Linked DNA regions of Homo sapiens: region 1 is linked to region 2. The links are chromatin loops, found by intact Hi-C in ENCODE. Cell type or tissue: K562. All regions are shown on one strand. Links, peaks and the distances in the headings refer to the core of each region. The heading gives the core; the rest is flanking DNA.

Region 1 (10,204 bases), core at 905-8,904, 110 kb before region 2:
CATCCTACATTTTTTTAAAAATGAGCTAACATTCTAAAGAAACACATAAACAGAGAATGAAAATACAATGTAGTAAGAGTAATGATAAATGTAGTAATACATTTAGTAAATACCTGATTTCCCAGAGTCATGGGAACAGAGAGGAAGATCACTTGGCCGGGGCTGGGACGGAAGCTGAGGGCTGATGATGTGGTGAGGCAGGGTTTCCTTGAGGCAGCGATGTTTGAACTGTGTTGTAGAGAATGACTAGGATCTAGACAAGGGACAAGGAGCTGGAGGTTGGGGTGGGTGGTGAGGGCATTTTGTGCAAAGGGCATAGCTTGAACAAAAGGCTAGGAGGGGAGAAACAGCCAATAGCACTGTGCCTAGCAAAAATACAAGTTCCTCATTGCTAGAGAGTCATCACTAGGAGGGTGAGCTGGGAGGTGAGGCTGGAGCTTTGCTCTGTAGGTAATGAGGACCCCTGATGGTTTTATAGTCTTATTTATTTATTTTATTTTACTCTTTTGAGGCAGAGTCTCACTGTGTCACCCAGGCTGGAGTGCAGGGGCTCAATCATGGCTCACTACAACCTTGACTGCCCTGGGCTCAGGTGATCCTCCCACTTCAGCCTCCAGAGTAACTGAGACTACAGGAGATGGTGTCTCACCATGTTGGCCAGGCTGGTCTGGAACTCCTGGGCTCAAGCAATCCTCCTGACTCAGGCTCCCAAAATACTGGAATTACAGGCGTGAGCCACCACACCTGGCCCTCTGAAAGGTTTTAAACGAGCAGACACTGGTTGGTGTTGGGTTTAAATAGAAGACACCTGACTGTGTGGAGAATGGGCTTAAGAAAAGCGAGGAGTCTGGGGCCCAGCAGGAAACTGTTGAAGTGGCCCAGGGGAGTGGAGATGGGGCCTGAACTAAGCCAGGCACAGAGGAGACACATTTGGAGTGTGTATCGAAGAGTAAGAATGACCCCCAGTTTTCTAGTTTGGCTGACTAGTGAGTAGTGGTACCCCAAAATAACACAGAGAAAACAAAAGAAAGAAAACGGGGGCCAATGAATAAATTGATGGCATTGACTAGATGTGGATTTGTACATGCTGCACAACAGGCTAACAGAGCAGTTAAAATTAAGCCCAAATTGTCATAAAGTATTGTGACAGCGACTGAACTCATTACTGGGACTAAAAGTGGTCTCCATGAGCCACCAGATGCCTTTTGTTACGGAAAATCCCTATTGTTTATGAATCAATAGTTGCTCTTCTGATGAAACTCAGGGTTTGCTGCTCAGCACAGATGAGATGTTGGCTATTGTCTCGCTTCGATAATTGAATAGCTAATTCAGAGTTGATAACCACTTTACCAGTTACAACTTGGAGGCCAATGCAGTGGCCCTGTAAAAGTATCTTGTTTTAACATTTGCGAAAGAATCAAGTTATATATCTTAATGATATAAAAGTGATACAAATTAGAAGCTTTTATTATATAGCAGAGATATATCTCTAGATGAACACAGGTCAGAATGTACTACAATTACATAATAACATTCAAATATCCTATTATGAAGCACACTTGGTAAACTGGAAAGCTTTGCCACCGTTTAGCAGTGAACCTTATACTTTTAAGCACTATATGTATAGTACTTAAATATATATATGGTACTTAAATATGTGTGTGTGTGTGTGTGTATATATGTATGTATTTTTTCTTTTTTGGGACGGAGTCTCGCTCTGTTGCCCAGGCTGGAGTGCAGTGGTGTGCTCTTGGCTCACTGCAACCTCTGCCTCCCAGGTTCAAGCAATTCTCCTGCCTCAGCCTCCCGAGTAGCTGGGATTACAGGCACGTGCCACCATACCTGGCTAATTTTTTGCATTTTTAGTACAGATGGGGTTTCACCGTGTTAGCCAGGATGGTCTTGATCTCCTGACCTCGTGATCCGCCCACCTCGGCCTCCCAAAGTGCTGGGATTACAGGTGTGAGCCACTGCGCCCGGTCTGTATTTTTTCTTTTGAGACAGAGTCTCACTGTTGTCCAGGCTGGAGTGCAGTGGTGGGACCATAGCTCACTATAGCCTCAAACTCCTGGGGTTAGGAGATCCTCCTGCCTCAGCCTCCCAAGTAGCTGAGATTAGAGGTGTGTACCACCACACTTGGCTAAATTTTGTACATTTTGTAGAAAAAAGGTCTCACTGTGTTTCCCAGGCTGGTCTTGAACTCCTGGCCTCAAGATATCCTCCTACCTCAGCCTCCCAAAGTTGTGAGCCACTGCACCCAGCCTAGTACCACATATTTTTATGTCTTTTCCATGTATTCTATATTCAGGAAATAATCTGGAAAACACACTGAATAGAGCCACAGACTTGGCTTCAAATCCCAACAACTCGTCTGAGTAACATTGGCAGGTTGCTTTTCTATGAAATGAGAATCATTGTGCCTACCTATAAGTCAATTGGGATAATGGATGTAAAGTGCTTGCCACAGTGCCTGCTACATGGTATGTATTCAATAAATATCAGCTGCAATATTGGTCTCATCATGCTTCCCCTAAATCCTTGCCACCCACCCCATTCTTCCCTGAAAAAACATAGATGATTAATACAAATTTAAACAGCGACCATCATAACTTTACTTTTTGTATTTGAATTTGCAACACCAGCTCACAAAAGAGTCTGTAGTCTTCCTCTGGCTCATTTAACTCTAATTTGGGTAAGATGACGCTGAGAGTATAGTGGTGCTATTCCCTGCCGGGCCAATCAACCCAACTTCCCCCAGTTGTAGTTAACTTAATTGGGGATGATGCAACACTTAGGCTTTTTCTATGGACACACAGTTTTTAAAAATAAATACACAAAACATTATAATTTCTATCCTGTAATTGCTATACTACACATTTAAAAAACAACAGATAATTTAAAGCCAGTGTTATAGAAGCAATAATGGTCATATCTTATAAATGCATGAGTTGTCATCATTAAAAGCAACCCTACCTATTACTAAGACTGAACCCCTTATTTTTCCCATGAGCTGTCTGACACTGGAAGAGGTTAGTTGAGGAGTTAACCAAAGGTACCAGGGTAGTTGAAAATAGAACCACCACCACAACCAAAAAACCCCAACACTCCTGATTCTCAGTTCGGAATGTTTTTCTCTCTATTCTGCCTTGTAAAAGAAACTGTCATCTCATTCATGGTGTTGTGGATGTCAAAAGCCCTTGGAGATTGCTTTAGTGTTTTATGTGGTCTTTCTCCTCCCACCAGTTTAATTTTCTGGTGAAGCCTTTTTCACTGATCAATGAACAAATATAATTGGACACTTACTATGTGCCAGACACTGTGCTAAACACTTTCCCCAAACTTTTCTTGTTATCTGCACAATAGTGTTATGACACAGAATTATTACCCTGATTCACGAAGAGGTGAGTTCTACAGTTTAGTGTCAAAGTTTTGCCTTATTGTACATCCACGACAGAGAATGTTGATTCCCAAATCTGGCTAATTATTTTGGGTTCTTAATAACTGAAATCTAAATTTGATCTTCAACAAACATGTTTTTCAAAATGTTATTTTTACACGATTGAAATTCTCCCATATGAAAAACTGATCATAGTTAGAAACTATTCCCTCTGTGGGCTATTGTAACTTCCCAGCCTGTGAGTGCAAATGAACTGATTGTATCATTCAATCCTAATATTTTCCTAGTTTAGTATCTTTCCCACCCCTGTAACTATAAAAAATCAACCTCCTTTCAAATGTCTCCTCTCCTCCGTCCACCAGCTCAAGTCTCTGGAGGTCCCAGATGCCCACGCTTCCCTCTTTGCTCTCTTCGAGGCTGCTGCTCTGTAAGTTTTGACTTGGCTGCTGCTCAAACCTGTTTTATCAAGCCAGTGGAGCACTTCTCTACATTGGCCGTTGGCCAAAGTGAAGTTCTGCTAATCTCTGATCCCCAGATCACTCAACTGCCACTAGGCTTCTGGCTACTGTTCCATTCTGTGTATTGCCATTCTGACTTGGACTCCTTGGCTCAACGAGAAGGGAAACAAGTCCCTTCCACTATGAGATGCTTTCTTAGAGGGTCCCCAGAAGGTTTTCTTGGGCCCCCACAAAACAACACAATTTTGGGTGACAACTCTTTTAATTATTTAGCAAGCACACTACTGACTGGCTAGGGACTCACTAGGTACTTTTTTTATTTTGTTTTTGTTTTTTTGAGACAGAGTCTCGCTCTGTTACCCAGGCTGGAGTGCAGTGGTACAATCTCTGCTCACTACAACCTCTGCCTTCTGGGTTCAAGTGATTCTTGTTCCTCAGCCTCCCGAGTAGCTGGGACTACAGGCATGCACCACCACACCTGGCTAATTTTTGCATTTTTAGTAGAGACAGAGTTTTGCCATGTTGCTCAGGCTGGTCTCCAACTCCTGGGCTCAAGTGACCCACTTGCCTTGGCCTCCCCAAGTGCTGGGATTACAGGCTGTCATCTACCGCGCCTAGCCTAGGTACTTTTGATTTTAAAACTCCTCTACTCTGACCCCCAGGTCTTCTATTGAATCCAGGGCACCATGCCATTCTTATTCTTTGCTCCTCGTGAATTCTTTCTACCACTTAGCAAAATGTACCTGTGGAAATTTTCTTTCATCAGCACCCTTCTCCCTCACTAACTCCCTATTTTCTATCCCCTATCCAGTTTACCAAACATGTTTCGAGTTATTTTCCCTAGAAACTTCCAACTCCCTTTGAAAACACTGGATACAGTTAGCTGCCAAGAGGGAAGCAGAGAGGGAATGTTTCCCCAGTGCACAGCCAGAAACCAACCCTTCTTATCTTCCTGGGTAAATGCATTTTCATAGTGGAATAGAAATATTTACATTTATTTTTTATTTTATTTTATTTTTTTGAGACGGAGTCTCACTCTGTCGCCCAGGCTGGAGTGCAGTGGCGCGATCTCGGCTCACTGCAAACTCTGCCTCCCAGGGTTCACGCCATTCTCCTGCCTCAGCCTCCCGAGTAGCTGGGACTACCAGCACCCACCACCTTGCCTGGCTAATTTTTTGTATTTTTAGTAGAGACGGGGTTTCACTGTGTTAGCCAGGATGGTCTCAATCTCCTGACCTCATGATCCGCCCGCCTCGGCCTCCCAAAGTGCTGGGATTACGGGCGTGAGCCACTGCACCCCACCTTTACATTTATTTTTTAAAAATACAATTGAATGTCATCTAGAATTACTATGTAGTCTTCCATAAGCTCTTCTACAGTTCCTCCTTAGAACCAATGTCTGAAGTTGAGTGTCTCCTCTTCACCCAGCTTCCTGAGACTAAGCACAATTTACAGCAGGCTACAATCCAGGATTAGTTTCAGTGTCATACTTTTGATGTTAAAAGAGAAGACATAAGCTCTTAATATTTGCCATTCATTTGCCATGCCATAAAATGAACATTCAAATACGTGACTATTGATCCCCAAAGAGAGTCTTATAATTATAACATAAAAACAGCTCTTACCTTTTACCTGAAATGGATTATAACCAGGCTTATGAGCATTTGGGCCAGGATTAAGAAAATACTCCACTTTGAAAATTTTCGTTTTTTAGCAAATTCAGCAGTATTTCAATGAGAAAATTACTTTTCTTGTTGTATATTTTATCAAGATTTTTAAACTTAATCATTTTATTTAAACTCTAGTATAACATTTTTAAAATGTTATTTTCAGTGGCAAGGAAGTTTGAGCTGAAGGGGAGGACAACATCTGGGAAAGAAAACACAGCTGGGCACGGTGCCTGTAGTCCCACCTACTCGGGAGGCTGAGGCAGGAGAATTGCTTGAACCCAGGAAGTGGAGGTTGCAGTGAGCCAAGACCGAGCCATTGCACTCCAGCCTGGGTGACAGATTGAGACTCCATCTCAAAAAAAAAAAAAAAAAAAAAGAGAGAAAGAAAAAGAAAACACAAATGGGTCTGGGACCTCCTTTGTGTTGTAACCAGAGGCCCCTCCCCTCCCTACTATCACACAACCTAGATGGGAGAAGTTAAAAAAAAATCAAGTCAAAAGGCCCTGTATTAAGGAGAAATAATGTCGTGGTGGAGAATGAATTTGGGAGCTTTGGAACTGGGGGAAAAACAGCAAGATAGACAAGAAGAGTGTGGGAAAAATGGGGGTAGGTGGAGAGGGACACACAGCCCTTGGAAGGGGAGTTCGTGAGGGTTTTTCTGTGCTCCAGTCATCCAGGAGGAAAAGCCTAATTTTAATTTTATTTGTTACCTCCAATATAACATTTTTCAAGGTGACGAATGGGACAAGGGTGGCACAAGGCATTTTCTTTAGTGTGTTAAAGTCATAGCTGAGCTGGCTGGGCACGATGGCTCACGCCTATGATCCCAGCACTTTGGGAGGCCAAGGTGGACGGATCACCTGAGGTCAGGAGTTTGAGACCAGCCTAGCCAACATGGTGAAACCCCATCTCTACTAGAAATACAAAAATTGGTCAGTGTGATGGCAGCTGCCTGTAGTCCCAGCTACTCAGGAGGCTGAGGCAGGAGAATCACTTGAACCCAGGAGGTGGCAGTCGCAGTGAGCCGAGATTATACCACTGCACTCTAGCCTGGGCAACAGAGTGAGACTCTGTCTCAAAAAAGAAAAAAAAAAAAAGAAGTTATAGCTGAGCCCAGAAGTCTGGAAAGTTGAGGATTTCAGATGTAGATACATCTCATACAAAAACATATTGTAATAATCCAAATAAAATGGTAGGCCAAAGATAAAAATATTCCAGATAAAATATTTGAAAATAATTTGTCTAATTACTATAAAAAGTTTAATTACTCAAGGATTTGATTATTTAATCAAGATTTTTAATCTCAACTTTATAAAATGTATAAAAGCTAAGGTATTTTTGAGATACATTATTTATTTTGGATAACTCACTTTCTTAATATAAGTTGAAAAAATTGTTCTCATAACAGCTAACACTAAAGTTTCACTTAGGTTGAAACCTTTCTTTATTATTTTTAGGCCATTGAAAGTGAAGGAGAAGAAACCCATAGGGCATAGCCTAAAAGGGCCAGCCTAAAGGAGACAGTTTTAAACTTCTGCACAAAAGAAGTAAAAGGAATGTGGGGGTGGGAATAGCTATGAGAGAGAAAGGGTGAGAGAAGGCAGCCTGAAGAAGCTGGAAGGCTGAAACTGAACAACACTGGGGTGTTCATTATCTGTTGCTACATAACAAATTACTCTAAAATTTAGTGGCTTAAAACAACAAATATTTACCATTTCACAGTTTTTGTGGGTCAGGAATCTGGGCACTGCTTAGCGAGGTGCCTCTGGCTCAAGATCTCTCGTAAGATTGCAGGCAAGCCGTCAGTTGGGGCTGAGGTTTTATGTGAAGACTCAAGAGGGAAGATCTGATTCCAGGCTCTCTCACATGGTTGTTGGCAGGATTTGGTTCCTTGGAGGGGTATTGGAGTGCACTGTGTGCCTCTCCATAGAGCAGTTCAAAACATGGCAGCTGAGGCCGGGCACGGTGGCTCCTGCCTGTAATCCCAGCCCTTTGGAAAGCCGAGGCGGGCAAATCACTTGAGCTCAGAAGTTCGAGACCAGCCTTGGCAACATGGCGAAACTCTGTCTGCAAAAATTAGCCAGGTGTCATGGTGTGTGCCAGCTACTTGGGAGGCTGAGGCAGGATGATCACTTGAACTCAGGAAGTCGAGGCTGCAATGAGAGTGACTGAGCCACTGCACTCCAGCCTGGGTGACAGAGTGAGACCCTGTCTCAAGAAAAAAAAAAAAAGGGCAGCCGGCTTCCTTCAGATGGAGAAAATGAGAGAGGGCACCTGAGACAGAAGCCACGGTTATTTTGTAACCTAATCTTACAGGTGCCATTTCATCACCTCTGCCCCATCGTGTTTGCTAGAAACAAGTTCACAAAACCCAGCTCACATTGAAGGGGAGGGCATTACAAAGGGCATGAACAACAGGAGGTAGGGATACAGGTTACAGGTAGCCAATGAGAAGTCCTCAGCAGCACTGGGAGTATTTTAAGAGCAAGAATGTTAAATATTGAACTTTCAGTTTTGGTGTTTTTTTGTTTGTTCATTTCTTGTTTTGTTTTTTGTTTGTTTGTTTGTTTTTTTACTGAGACAGAGTCTTGCTCTGTTGCCCAAGCTGGAGTGCAGTGGCACAATCTTGGCTCACCGCAACCTCCACCTCCCTGGTTCCAGCGATTCTCCTGCCTCAGCCTCCCAAGAAGCTGGGACTACATGTGCATGTCACCACACTCAGCTAATTATTCTATTTTTAGAAGAGACGGGCTTTCACCATGTTGGCCAGCCTGGCCTCGAACTCTTGACCTTAAGTGATCCACCCACCTTGGCCTCCCAAAGTGCTGGGATTACAGGCGTGAGCAACTACGCCCAGCCCTTCAGCTGTTTATAGTGCTGCTTCAGCCTGTTAAGCATCAAAGCTGACTCTATACAACCCATCACATGGTGGAAGAATGATCGATCCATAAGAGGTGTGGTAAGGCGGGGTTGATGGACAGAGAGTTGGAAGTTATCCAGACTTTGACCTTTGGTTGCCTCATTCTTTCATTCCTGTATTCTTTGAGGCCTTTTAGAGCACTCCACTTCAGTGACCATGACTTGATCAGTTTTGTTAGACCACTTATGCTCTGGAACCTAGCATTTAGAAAAGTTAAAAATATTATTTGTGTTTTTCAAAAAAATCTAATCTTGTGCATTTTATAGTTTTTAAAAAAATTATAAAAAGTAGATTTTTATACACAAACTGAATAATCAACTTCTAAATAAATTTGCTCCAAAAAGTTACTTAATCCTAACAGAAAAGGAAAACCCCATACATATATACATTTATTTGTGTCTGAAACCATATACTCATCTATTTAAGCAAGACTTTTCTTGATTAATTTTGTATTTAAAAAATTTCCTGATTCTTTATATTTTCTCTGATTTTAAGGGCAAAATTTATGCTAGATTTTAAATTAGAAACATTCTTCTCATTCCTGCCTTGTTCCATTGATTGATTAAATTTTTTTTTATCTCCTAGTGCTTATCATACATGCTTAGAAAACACAGGGTTTCCATCAGTCATCTATCTTGGTTGCTTTATCTGTTGAGTCATAGTCACATTGCCACAGATTCTTGGTAATCTGAAAAATACCAAGATGCTCTTAGATAACTGAAAACCCCAGCGAAGTAGTATTTCCTGCGCTGTACCAAACAAGCTCTGCAGAAAAGTAACTAGGCTGGAGCCAGTAGTTGACAGTGAGGTTGCCCAATCCCAGTTCTATGGAGAGCCCTGCCTCTGGGTCTACACAGCACAATGGAAGAAAGACAAAGAGAATGGCCTGCCCCACTACCTGCTCCTCAGTGGCCTGAGATTCTGTATAATCTGAAATAAATCTAAATGAATAAGAAGACGGGGTTTCAAATATGTGAACCATGATATGATAGCATGTAACAGAATGGCATGTAATAGAGAAAGCACAAAGAGGGAAAATAAAAGAGCTCCTGCTCCCAGTCTTTAGAGATGAGGATGCTTACCGCGTGCTGGTGTGCTTACCTTCCTTCAGAGATGATTGTTCATGCTTTTAGCGATGTTTTGCAGTCTGTAAAGGTACTGTTTTGCCTTTTTGCCTTTCTCTAGGCCACCTGAACTCGCTTAAGTAATCATACCTCCTCCAAAGCATGGTATTTGAGAACAGACCTGGCCTCTGTTTCAGAAGGACATAATTGACCGTTTTGTGTAAGCACAAAAGGGGGTGGGGTAGGAGAGCTTTCCCGAGCCTGTGCTATCTCCTGTTGAAGCCCATTTGTTAGCCTCGTAGGCAGGGCGCGCTGGAATGCCTGGCAAGTGCAAGTACAGTGAAATGCCGTCATTGTGCTGCTCTCACGGCGCATGTTTTCCCACGTACAACATTCAAAATGTTCAGTTCCCTGGAAAATGTTCTAAAGAAGTTGCACTGTATTAGGCTTTGTCTTCTCGTCTTTCACAAAGGCAGACAGCCCTCTGTTGAGAACAGCCTTTCCATAGGCATTTCTCTTGGCTCAGAGCCACATGGACGTAACCTAGAGCCACCGAGCCACAAGAAAATCTTGGACCAGAAGCAGGGGGAGGGGACGCTTTGCACGGTTTTTCCTCCCACATTCAATATACACAAGGATCCCGAATTGAAAATGCCTATCAGTTTGCAAAGGATGATATTGTCAAAGAAATTTGT
Region 2 (10,204 bases), core at 1,235-9,234:
TGCTATTATCATGTTACAGATGAGGAAACTGTAATATGATGCTGTCTGTATATGTAATAATAGTAGCATGGAGAGGTGACCTAACTTGTTCAAGGAGGAAGAACTGGGATTTGAATCCAGGTTACCTGGCACCAGAACTAAAGCTATTACCTGTGATGCTTCACTGCCTATTGTGGGGCTGACTTAGGTTTCTTCCCTCCCAGCTTTTCTTTGGTATCTAGTCATTTCTCCCCAGCTTTCATAATTTTTAATGTGAAAACATTGGTACAACCTGATTCAAGGAAGGAAAGACCTCATACTGTCTGTAATATCTTTGCAGCCTTTCTGTACTTCCAAAATAAAGGTTTAAAAAAAGAGTCACCATTGACAACATTAACCTATACATTCTCTTTTGCTCTTATTTTTTGTAGAGATGGATTGGTTTCACTTTGTTGCCCTGGCTGGTTTTGAGCTCCTGGCATCAAGCGTTTCCTCCCCACTGGCCTCCCAAAGTTCTGGGATTACAGGCATGGGCCACAGCACCAGGCCTCTTTTTTATTTTCCACTTTACCGTTCTATTAACCAGTCTTTTCTTTTTATCTGAAACTAAACATTAATGACTAAACATTATTGGATAAAATTATTTGCAGCATAAATGGTACTATCTTTAAAAAACACAAAGAATTTTTACAACTCAAAAAAGCAAACATGTTAATATAATGAATAAAGGGACAGGAATATACGAAAAGAAAAAGAAATGGTTTGAAGTGTATGAAAAATGATTTTCACTAGAAACTAAACATGCAGTTTTGCACAAAAATACCTTTTTTTTTTTGGTTTATTAAACTGGAAAAGTTCGTAGAAAAAAGAGAGTAATACCCAGTTTTCCTAGGGCTTTGAGGAGACAGGTTAGCTGACTACCCAAGGTCATACAATATCAAGTGGCAGAGGTATATTGCAGCATTGCTTAAAGTTGTAGAAAAAATAGCAAGATATTAAATATTTATAATGAATAGCTTGATAGAGCAAATCAAGAATTTGGAATAAAAGATTATTTTTTAGTTGCTCCTGAAGATATTTATGGTTAGATGTCAGTGATGAAAGCTGATTACAAAACAGAATGCATACTGTAGTTGAATATTCATTAAAAATTACACTCATGCATTCATATACATGTGAGTAGAAATCATCTCCACAGAAAGATTCCAATTGTTGCTTTCTCCTTACTAGGTGTGTGACTTTAGTCAAGATACCTAATCTCTCAGTGCCTTAAGTTTTCTTTGAAGAGATTCCTTTACAGATTTACAGGTAGTTGAAAGGATTAAATCGGATGAAAAGCAAAGAAAGAGTTTTTGGCAATGCCTGGCACATGTGCCTAATAAATGGCCCTCACAAATGTTTTAAAAAATCTTATTTCTGGCTGAAGAGATTGCAGATAATCTAAAATTTCTTATTTTGTCCTATTCATATTTAAAATTTTCAACAATAGACATATTTTATGAACTTTTTTAAAGCTAAGAACTGTTTTGTTTTTAGGTTAAAGAGAGCAAAGATAGATTTGATGTTATATTAACATCTAGTATATTAGATCTATATCAAAAATTATTACTGTTGCTTACTGAATTGCAAAGTCTAGAGAATCACTCATCTGATGTTGAAAAACAGCCCTTCAACCACATTTACAGTTAATAGTATTCATAAAGAAATAGTAAGTTTTATTGACCCTGAGTGCCAGTCTTTATCTTTAAAGTATAGACAGTTAGGCAAGGTTTCAATAACTAGAGAGTAGATGTTGAAAATTGTAAATGCCAGTTTCTTATATTTGTTTTTAGGAAAGTTTTAAAAATTATTTCTTATATTTTGAATCAGAAAGTGTTATGATTCCTTAATAAAGAGAAAGTCAAACTATCAGATTATTTACTAATTTGGGGAGTTGAATATAATGTTTCCAATAATTTTTCCTGATTTTATTTCCGTTTTGCCTTTAAATCCTTTGAAGCATCTTAACACATATGGTGGTCCATGTTTAACTACTCCTATTGAATGCCAACTCTTCTATTTAAAATGGATTTTCACTGTGTTTTTTTTCATGGCTTTCTTGGAAACCACTCTTGGGATTGAGTGTACTTAAGCATTGAGTTTGCAAGTGAATCCAGATTTCATATTACATTTTCTGAATAGTACAGTGTACGTTTATCTGCTTATTGGTTGCATTCTGGTGCAACTGTCAAGAACAGGTCTAGAAGAAACAAAACTAAACCTAGTTCTTATGAACATATTTGTTTTATGTAATTTCTTTTTGTAGTCTATTTTCTTAAATTTTGATATTTTATAAATGTTAGTTACTTTGTTTATTGGAAAAAGGATGTTGTGAACAAATTATTTTTGGGGTCCAAATTAAACTTGGATTAAACAAGTTTATTGTTTACTGCAAGCATTTTTTGAGCCCTTGATTTTCTAATCTGCATCTTGCCTCTCTAAGGCTGGAAGAGGGTAGGATATATGTTTCCCAAAATCAATTGACTTGACTAAGCCACCCTTTTGCATAGCTGTCATGAAACACATTCTGGGAAATACTGTTCTAAATAAAAATACAGAAAGAGGGCAGAAGATAAAGCTGAAATATTTATTCATTGAATAAACAATAAAACTGGCACTTAAAACTATTGCTTTTTGTGGACACAGATTTAAAGTTTTAGTTTTTTTGTTTATTTGTTTGTTTGCTTTTTTGAGAGAGAGTCTTGCCCTCTTGCCCAGGCTGGAGTGCAGTGGCGTGATCTTGGCTCATTGCAACCTCTGCCTCTGGCTTCAAGCAATTCTCTGCCTCAGCCACCCAAGTAGCTGGGATTACAGGTGCCTGCCACCACACCCGGCTAATTTTTGTATTTTTAGTGGAGACAGGGTTTCAGCATCTTGGCCAGGCTGGTCTTGAACTCCTGACCTCGTGATCCACCCAATTTGACCTCCCAAAGTGCTGGGATTACAGGTGTGAGCCACCGCGCCTGGCCTAAAGTTTTAGTTTTTCTTCTTCCTCTTCATCTCCTCTCCCTCATCCTCCTCACTCCCTTTTTTAAAATAAGAGACTGTTCTTTTGTAAACAATGAAAAAGAACCAGAGAATTATTTTGAGTATGTATTTCCCTAAATAGGTTATTTCTGTGTGTATAGTACTGTGAGTGCTCAAAAACTGCATTAAGTAATTGAGACTGTCCAGTCTGGTAAGCATCTTATAGAGTGAAATTGCTTGGTATTGGGTAGTTTTACCCATTGTTTGTTTTAGTGCAGCTATAATCAGAAGTTCTTAGGAGACAAAATTGCTATCATAAACAGATGTGATGTTGAAAATGTAATTTCAAAACTTTATAAAATGTTGTGGCACTAACACTGGTCTAAAAACAGGCACAGGTGGAGGTTGGATCTAGAAAATTAGCCCTGTAATCTAAGTTGTTTTACTTAGAATGTTCTGTTTTTCTTGCTCTAGACTTCGCAAATCCCAGTAGAAGGTTCACCAAGTAGTAGTAATTTATATTGTTATTAGCAGTATCAATTAATTTTGTTATTTGTGGTAGTTATATACTATAATATATAACAGTATATAACAGTATATAAACAAAATAGTTAATTTTGTTATTTGTGGTAGTTATATACTATAAAGTCACCATGACCACTGAATTAGCGAATAATGAACCATTGCTTCTAGGAAATACGGGGTTAAGTTCCTGCAAACTTCTGGTCACATTTTCATCAGCTAATTAATACATAACCCCATATTATGTGTGCTTTTGTTTAAAAATAGCTTATTGAATATATACGGTTGATTCATCAACATTAAACTCCTGGCCAGGAGCACTATAACTCATGCTTGAACGAAGTGTATCGAACACACATATTTTCTCTGTAAGGCACATCACAGGCTTCTTGTGCTTAGGGAACACAAGACAGCACTTCAGCATTTTGTTTGGAGGCCATTTTAAACAGTGGAATCACCAGAGAACACACAAGAATGGGAAAAACCTGAGACCTAATGTACCATGAAGAGAAACTTGTTTACTGTATAAGAATTGAAACAGGAAGGCAGAGGGCCACTTGCTCAGCCCCAGCTGGAAATGTGTTTGTTGGACAAACATTTTTTGGTGCTCTGTGCATGTCCCTTGAATGACCATGGAAGTCCAGGAGTATTGACTGTTCGAGTTACAAATAAATTTTAGCAAGTAGGCAAATTCACGAATACGGAATCCTTGAATAATGAGGATCCAGCAGTATTTGGATTGTTTTGGAATCAGGTGATGACCTAGAAGCTGAGGTTTCAGGTAACTCAGCTCGTGTTCCCCTGACTGCCCTCCTTCTCTGCTTTGCTGCTGTTCTCTCTCCAGCTTCAGTGTGAAGTATGTGTAGGTTGCTGCTGATCCAGCAAGCGAGAGAATAGAGGGTGACCAAGTAATGGGATTGGAGGAGTGAGTAGAGCTAGGGCTTGGCTATAGAAATTTTGCTGATTGTGCCCAAAATTCTTGGACAAATCGGAGACTTATATTGTACTTTCCTATTTCCTATACTTCAAGTATTAGTGTAATTTATGATAGAGAGTGTAAATGTTGGTTTCAAAGTTAGATTTTACCATATGCAACAAGTCAGTGTAGATGCAGGTTCAACTGTTTAAAGTACTTTAAGTTATACCATACAGCTGTTTGGCTTTTTTGTTCCCATGTGGGCTCATAGTTGCTCACAGCTGCAGTCAATGATAAACGCTTATCTCAGGAGTCCAGGTCAGTTTGGTGCAGGTCAGCTGAGTTGGTATGAAACTGAAAACATGAATTGAATGCAGTCAAATGACCCAATTTTGAGCAGTGCTTGTTAGCTGATTATTAAATAGGTTGTTTATTTGTTTGTTTTTGAGATTGTCAAGTTGATTTTATGTGGAAACTTGGGTTCTTGAGAAAATTTTTAAAAATACCGTATTAAGGGCCTGTTCTGCATAAAGTCCTGTGCTGGTCTGTGGACAATGAATCGGAATAAATAAAATGTGCTATTCCTTGGCTTTTAGAAGATGACAGTCTGATACAGGATGCAAAATATTAAAAAACAAAAAGCAAAGTTGTGGTGGGCTTCAGGAAATAAATTTGTTAGAGAGTAGGGTGCTTGGGGAAGGTGTAGTGAGAGGTATGTAAAGGCCAGTATCAGTGATTACTTTGTGGCTTTTTGTGTAAGTGTGTGTTTGTGTGTATTTGTGTTGGGGGGTGTCTGTTTAAAGTAGGGTGTAAACTTTAAAGCTTTGCATCTTAGGAATAAACAGTTGGGCGACATTGATGGAATGAGAAAAGGGCATTGGTAGGAGACAGGTACTTCTTCATCTAGAGGGACAAGGGCCTTTAACCAGATGCTTGATTGGCAGTGGGAAGGAGCTGTTGAGGAGCAAGAATAAGTGTGTCTTGATCACTGAATATGGACAAGGAGAAAGTAGAAAGTAAGGTTTTGTACTATTTAAATAATAAATGGGCCAGATGTGATGGTTCACACCTATAATTCTGGCCTTTGGTGAGGCTGAGGCAGGCATACTGCTTGAGCTCAGGAGTTCGAGACCAGCCTGGGCAACATGGCAAAACCTCGTCTCTACAAAAAATACAAAATTTAGCCAGGCATAGTGTTGCACGCCTGTAGTCCTGCTGTTTGGAGGCTGGGGTGGGAGAATCACCTGTGTGTGGGAGGCAGAGTCTGCAAGTGAGCCAGGATCACACCACTGCACTCTAGGATGGGTGACAGAGCGAGACTCTGTCTAAAAAAAAATAAGAAAGAAAGAAAAGAATGAATGTTTCTTCTCTAGTCTGTAAATCATTCTAAAACTTAAATCTGGACTCAGAGGCAGAATGCCCATTCCTGAATCTATGAAATTCTTTTGCATTGTTTTATTTTTAGCTGTGAGAAAATATTTTTAAAATTGGTATGTCCATGTGGCTATGGTTTTTTCAAGAATACTTTATTGTGGAATAATTTTAGATTACAGAAAAATTGCGGAGATGGTCTAGAAAGTTCTTGTAATATCCCCTACTGAGTTTCCCCTGTTAAAAACTTTTTTTTGTTTTTTTGGTTTTTTTAGATGGAATCTCGCTCTGTCACCCAGGCTGGGGTGCAGAGGCACAATCTCGGCTCACTGCAAGCTCTGCCACCCAGGTTCACGCCATTCTCCTGCCTCAGCCTCCTGAGTAGCTGGGAGTACAGGTGCCCACCACCACGCCTGGCTAATTTTTTTTGTATTTTTAGTAGAGACGGGGTTTCACCGTGTTAGCCAGGATGGTCTCGATCTCCTGACCTCATGATCCGCCCTCGGCCTCCCAAAGTGCTGGGATTACAGGCGTGAGCCACCGTGCCTGGCCTAAGTGTTATATATTTTAAAAGTGTTCTTAGCTGAAATGGTCTTCTATTTTAGCTAATGGTTTTAGGTGTTGCTGTCTTATATCTAGTTAGTAAGTGTTTAAATACTTGCTATATGACTTTCACTTGGATTGTTTATACACTTTTTTATATTGGTCAGTTACTATATTATTTCAATAATCTTTTATTTGCCTTTATCAAACAACTTCATTACACTAGTAGCCTTCACTAGCATGAAAATTCTCTGGTGCAGTGGACTTGAGTTGATTTTGATGTAGAATTTTGGAACTGGATTAGATGCAAGAGATTGCCTGATTTAGTGGTTCCCTTGACTGTACATTGAAACATCTGGGGAACTTTAAAAAGAAATCTTGCTGGGGTTCACCACCCACCCCCCACCTGAGAGGGATTCTGATTTAATCGATTTGGAGTGTGGCCTGGGCACCAGACTTTTAAAAAAGCTTCCACAGGAGATTGTAAAGTACAGTGAAGTGTGAGAACCACTGTTACAGTTCCTCACTCTGTGGAAAAGAAAAATGAGACTCAGACTTATTAATCAAATTAATGTCTACTTTGGGGATCCAAAATCATTATTAAAATTGGTGAATTTAGAATGACTTTTAGAGGTCCGTCTTGGTAGTTTTAATAATTTGGAAATAAAACTGAACACTGTGAGAGTCTCTTATCCTAATCCTTTTAACTGACCTATCACTGACTTTCTAAGGTCTAATACAGGAGTGATTAGATTTTCCCAGGTATATGTAGTGTCTCCTTCTTGCTTCCTCCAGTTGCCCCCCAACATTTTCCTGAAATTGAATCTTTGCTGTTTCTTTGAGAAAATATCCCCTCCTTGAAAGTTATTTGTAGAATTCTTGTAGGCTGTTCAGAGACGGGTACTCTGCAAATTTGCAAGTACAGGATGTTTTAAATAAAACAGAATTAGCTAACCTTGCATTAAAAGGACATATACAAGCCTCATTGCTTAGCATGGTATACAGTCGATGTTCAATTAGTACTTGAGTAAACAAAAGAAGGGCCCGTGTTTTAATTTTTAAACATTTCTATCTCTCAGTCCATCTTTGCAATGATAAACTGAGTGGTTAGATACGGAATCTGACATTTTGCAAGTTGATTAACTTCTTTAGGCTTTGGTTTCCTTATAAAATTAGGGTTGAATAGATGCTTTCTAAGGTCTTTTCTAGCTCTAGCATTTTATGATTCTATAACCATTAATATTTGGCAATGTAATTTTAAGTAAATGATACATTATCACCTAGCAGTCCAAAGGAAAGAATTTTCTTAGCTAACTAGAAGGTTGTTCAACTAGAGAAGCAAGTAGAATTCAGTATGTTGGTGAAATGGCAAGAAAACTTACTAGGTCGATCAGATGTAGAAAGGACAGTAATAGTGGATCCTTCTTTCTCAGCACATATTATTTATTGCCTATCTCTTACTGGTTGTGTTTACATCTATTGAAATCCCTTCACTCATAAAGTCTTTGTGTACTATATTTGGAGAATGCATACTCGGTATTACTGAACTCAGATTACAAACACATTCTTATGTTTTTCTCTCCTTCCACTCACATCACCTTTTTTTTTTTTTTAAAAAAAACAACCACCAAAAAACAAATTGAGATTACATCCAGAAACCAGTGACTATATTTAGCATTTAAGATCAAATGGTTAGTGATTGATGTTTAGCTATGTTATTGTGCTGATAATTTGTAAAATAATCTGCTTCTGGGGATAGGTAGCAGGCTGAATTTGTGATTGACTATGGAGATTTTAGAATCAAGAGATCTCTTGAATCAGAGACATAGAGGGAATTGGTGACTTGCTCAGGTTCTCAGATAGGATTTGATTCTGGATCTCAGTCAGATCCCTTCCCGTGTTACTATACTGCTTCTTATGAATTCTATATTAGGCCAAGTGGGCGAAGACAAATATTCTCTTTTGTTAGAAATGGGTATGAGGATAATCCGTGTACCATAGATATGATTGTTTGCTTAGAGAGCCAATCAGTTGTATAACCTATTATAAGTATATAGTATGAACCACTTTTTAAGTAGCTTACATGTTTATTAAAGTGATGATTTTCAGATGTGAAGCAGTATTATAAAAATTTGATATTTCGAATTCAGAACATCCTATAACTTCCATAATATATTCCAAAATATAGTGTAAATCTCCCCAGAGATTAACACAGTGAAACTGTCAGCTAGTATGTTTCCTGTGATTCTCAAATTAGGGACAAGGAACAACCTTAAACTATAGTGAGGAGACAATGAGATTTTTTTGAATTTTGAAAGGATACGTAGGTGAGAAAAAGTTGGCAAACACAGCATTTAAAGCCAATATGAAATTCCCGCTGAGTGGTTTTAATTTTCCGTTTTGATTGACAGCCACCTTTTGCACATTTCCTCGTCCTTGTTTTGACAAGATTTCAGAGGATTAGAAAATTGATTCTTCAGGCATTTCTCCTTCCCTTTGGCCTTAAACAAAGGTGGGAATGTTCAGTAATAGAATTCTGTCTTGAGAAGAAATACAGTTAATGGAAAGGAGATGATGAGTTTCTTTGTAAGAAGTTTCCAGGTAGGGGAACATGTAAGATGTTATCAGATGTTTCTCTAGTGGGACCAGTACTGAGCATTATTTTATTGTTCCACACCTGAATTGACTCTGTATTTAGGAGAGTAGAAATTCCTGGAATTTAGTTTGAGCAGTATTACAGAAGACGTGGTAATTCTTAAGTGTGACTTTGGTCTTTCTCAAGGAATAAAACAGCACTTTTGTCTATTGGCAGACCTCTGCCATTTAATTAGTAAATGCATCCCTTATGCCTCACAATGCACTCTTTTTTTTTTTTTAAACATTTATTTTTAATATAACACTTATAGCTATAAAATTTCCTCTCGGTACTATTTTAATTACATCTCACAAATTTTGATATGTTTTAGTTAGTGTTGAGTTCTAAATATTTGCTTATTTCTATTATAACTTTTACTTTGATTCATAGGTTATCAAAAACTTATTGCCAAGTTTCCAAATATTTGAAGATTTTTCTAGATATATGAGCTACTTATTCCCTTATAAAAGTTACTGTAAAACTTAGGCTTAAAACACTGTGTACTTGTTATGTCTCAATTTCTGTAGGTCAGGGAACTAAGGATGGCTTAGCAGATTCCAGTGCTTCAGGTTCTTTTACAAATCTGTAATCATCCTCTGGCTGGGGCTACAGTTTTATATGAAGGCTTGATTGAGGAAGGATCCACTTCCAAGCTGGCTGTTGGCAGGACTCAGTTTCTCAATAGAAATGAAAAATCTTTTGAAAGTGTCATTCTACTTAACATCCCACAGCACTTGAAATTGTTTTATATATTTTACTGCTGCGTGTTGTTAACTTCTGAATATATTGTTACTAATTTTCTTTGAACAATTTTTATAACACAACTAAAAAAAGAAAAGAATCTCTGTTTAATCCCTATGTGTTATATCTACTTTCTGAATTCTTTTCTATAAATTATGATTTGTATGTAATTTTTTTTTTAGCCTGAGGAACTTTTTTTTTGCATTTAAAAAAAATTATACTTTAAGTTCTAGGGTACATGTGCACAATGTGCAGGTTTGATACATAGGTATACATGTGCCCATTTTGGTTTGCTGCACTGATCAACTCATCATTTACATTAGGTATTTCTCCTAATGCTATCCCTCCCCCAGCTCCCAACCACCCACATGGACAGGCCCCAGTGTGTGATGTTCCCCGCCCTGTATCCAAGTGATCTCATTGTTCAATTCCCACCTATGAGTGAGAACCTGCGGTGTTTGGTTTTCTGTCCTTGTGATAGTTGTTGCAGT

What was found. Peaks named below come from ENCODE experiments on the same cell type or tissue, not always from the same donor. Only the 100,000 strongest peaks of a DNase experiment are listed, where the experiment ranks them.
Region 1: it touches region 2 in a loop (2.2-fold over the local background); 2 of 110 quality-filtered maps call a loop at or near these places.

Annotation. Positions count from the first base shown.
Region 1 is chr4:159,038,489-159,048,692 of GRCh38, forward strand. It overlaps a transcript of SPMIP2 not described here. Among named protein-coding and RNA genes, the nearest start is that of SPMIP2, 8.4 kb to the left of the region's middle. In K562, for the core only: no CTCF peak of the experiment used is centred there; DNase peaks (open chromatin) are centred at 3,913 and 8,473; H3K4me3 peaks cover 649 bases.
Region 2 is chr4:159,146,570-159,156,773 of GRCh38, forward strand. All of the region lies in intron 1 of RAPGEF2 (Rap guanine nucleotide exchange factor 2), which reads left to right. Among named protein-coding and RNA genes, the nearest start is that of MIR3688-1, 23 kb to the left of the region's middle. RefSeq lists a silencer at 4,188-4,482. In K562, for the core only: no CTCF peak of the experiment used is centred there; DNase peaks (open chromatin) are centred at 4,452 and 4,722; H3K4me3 peaks cover 359 bases.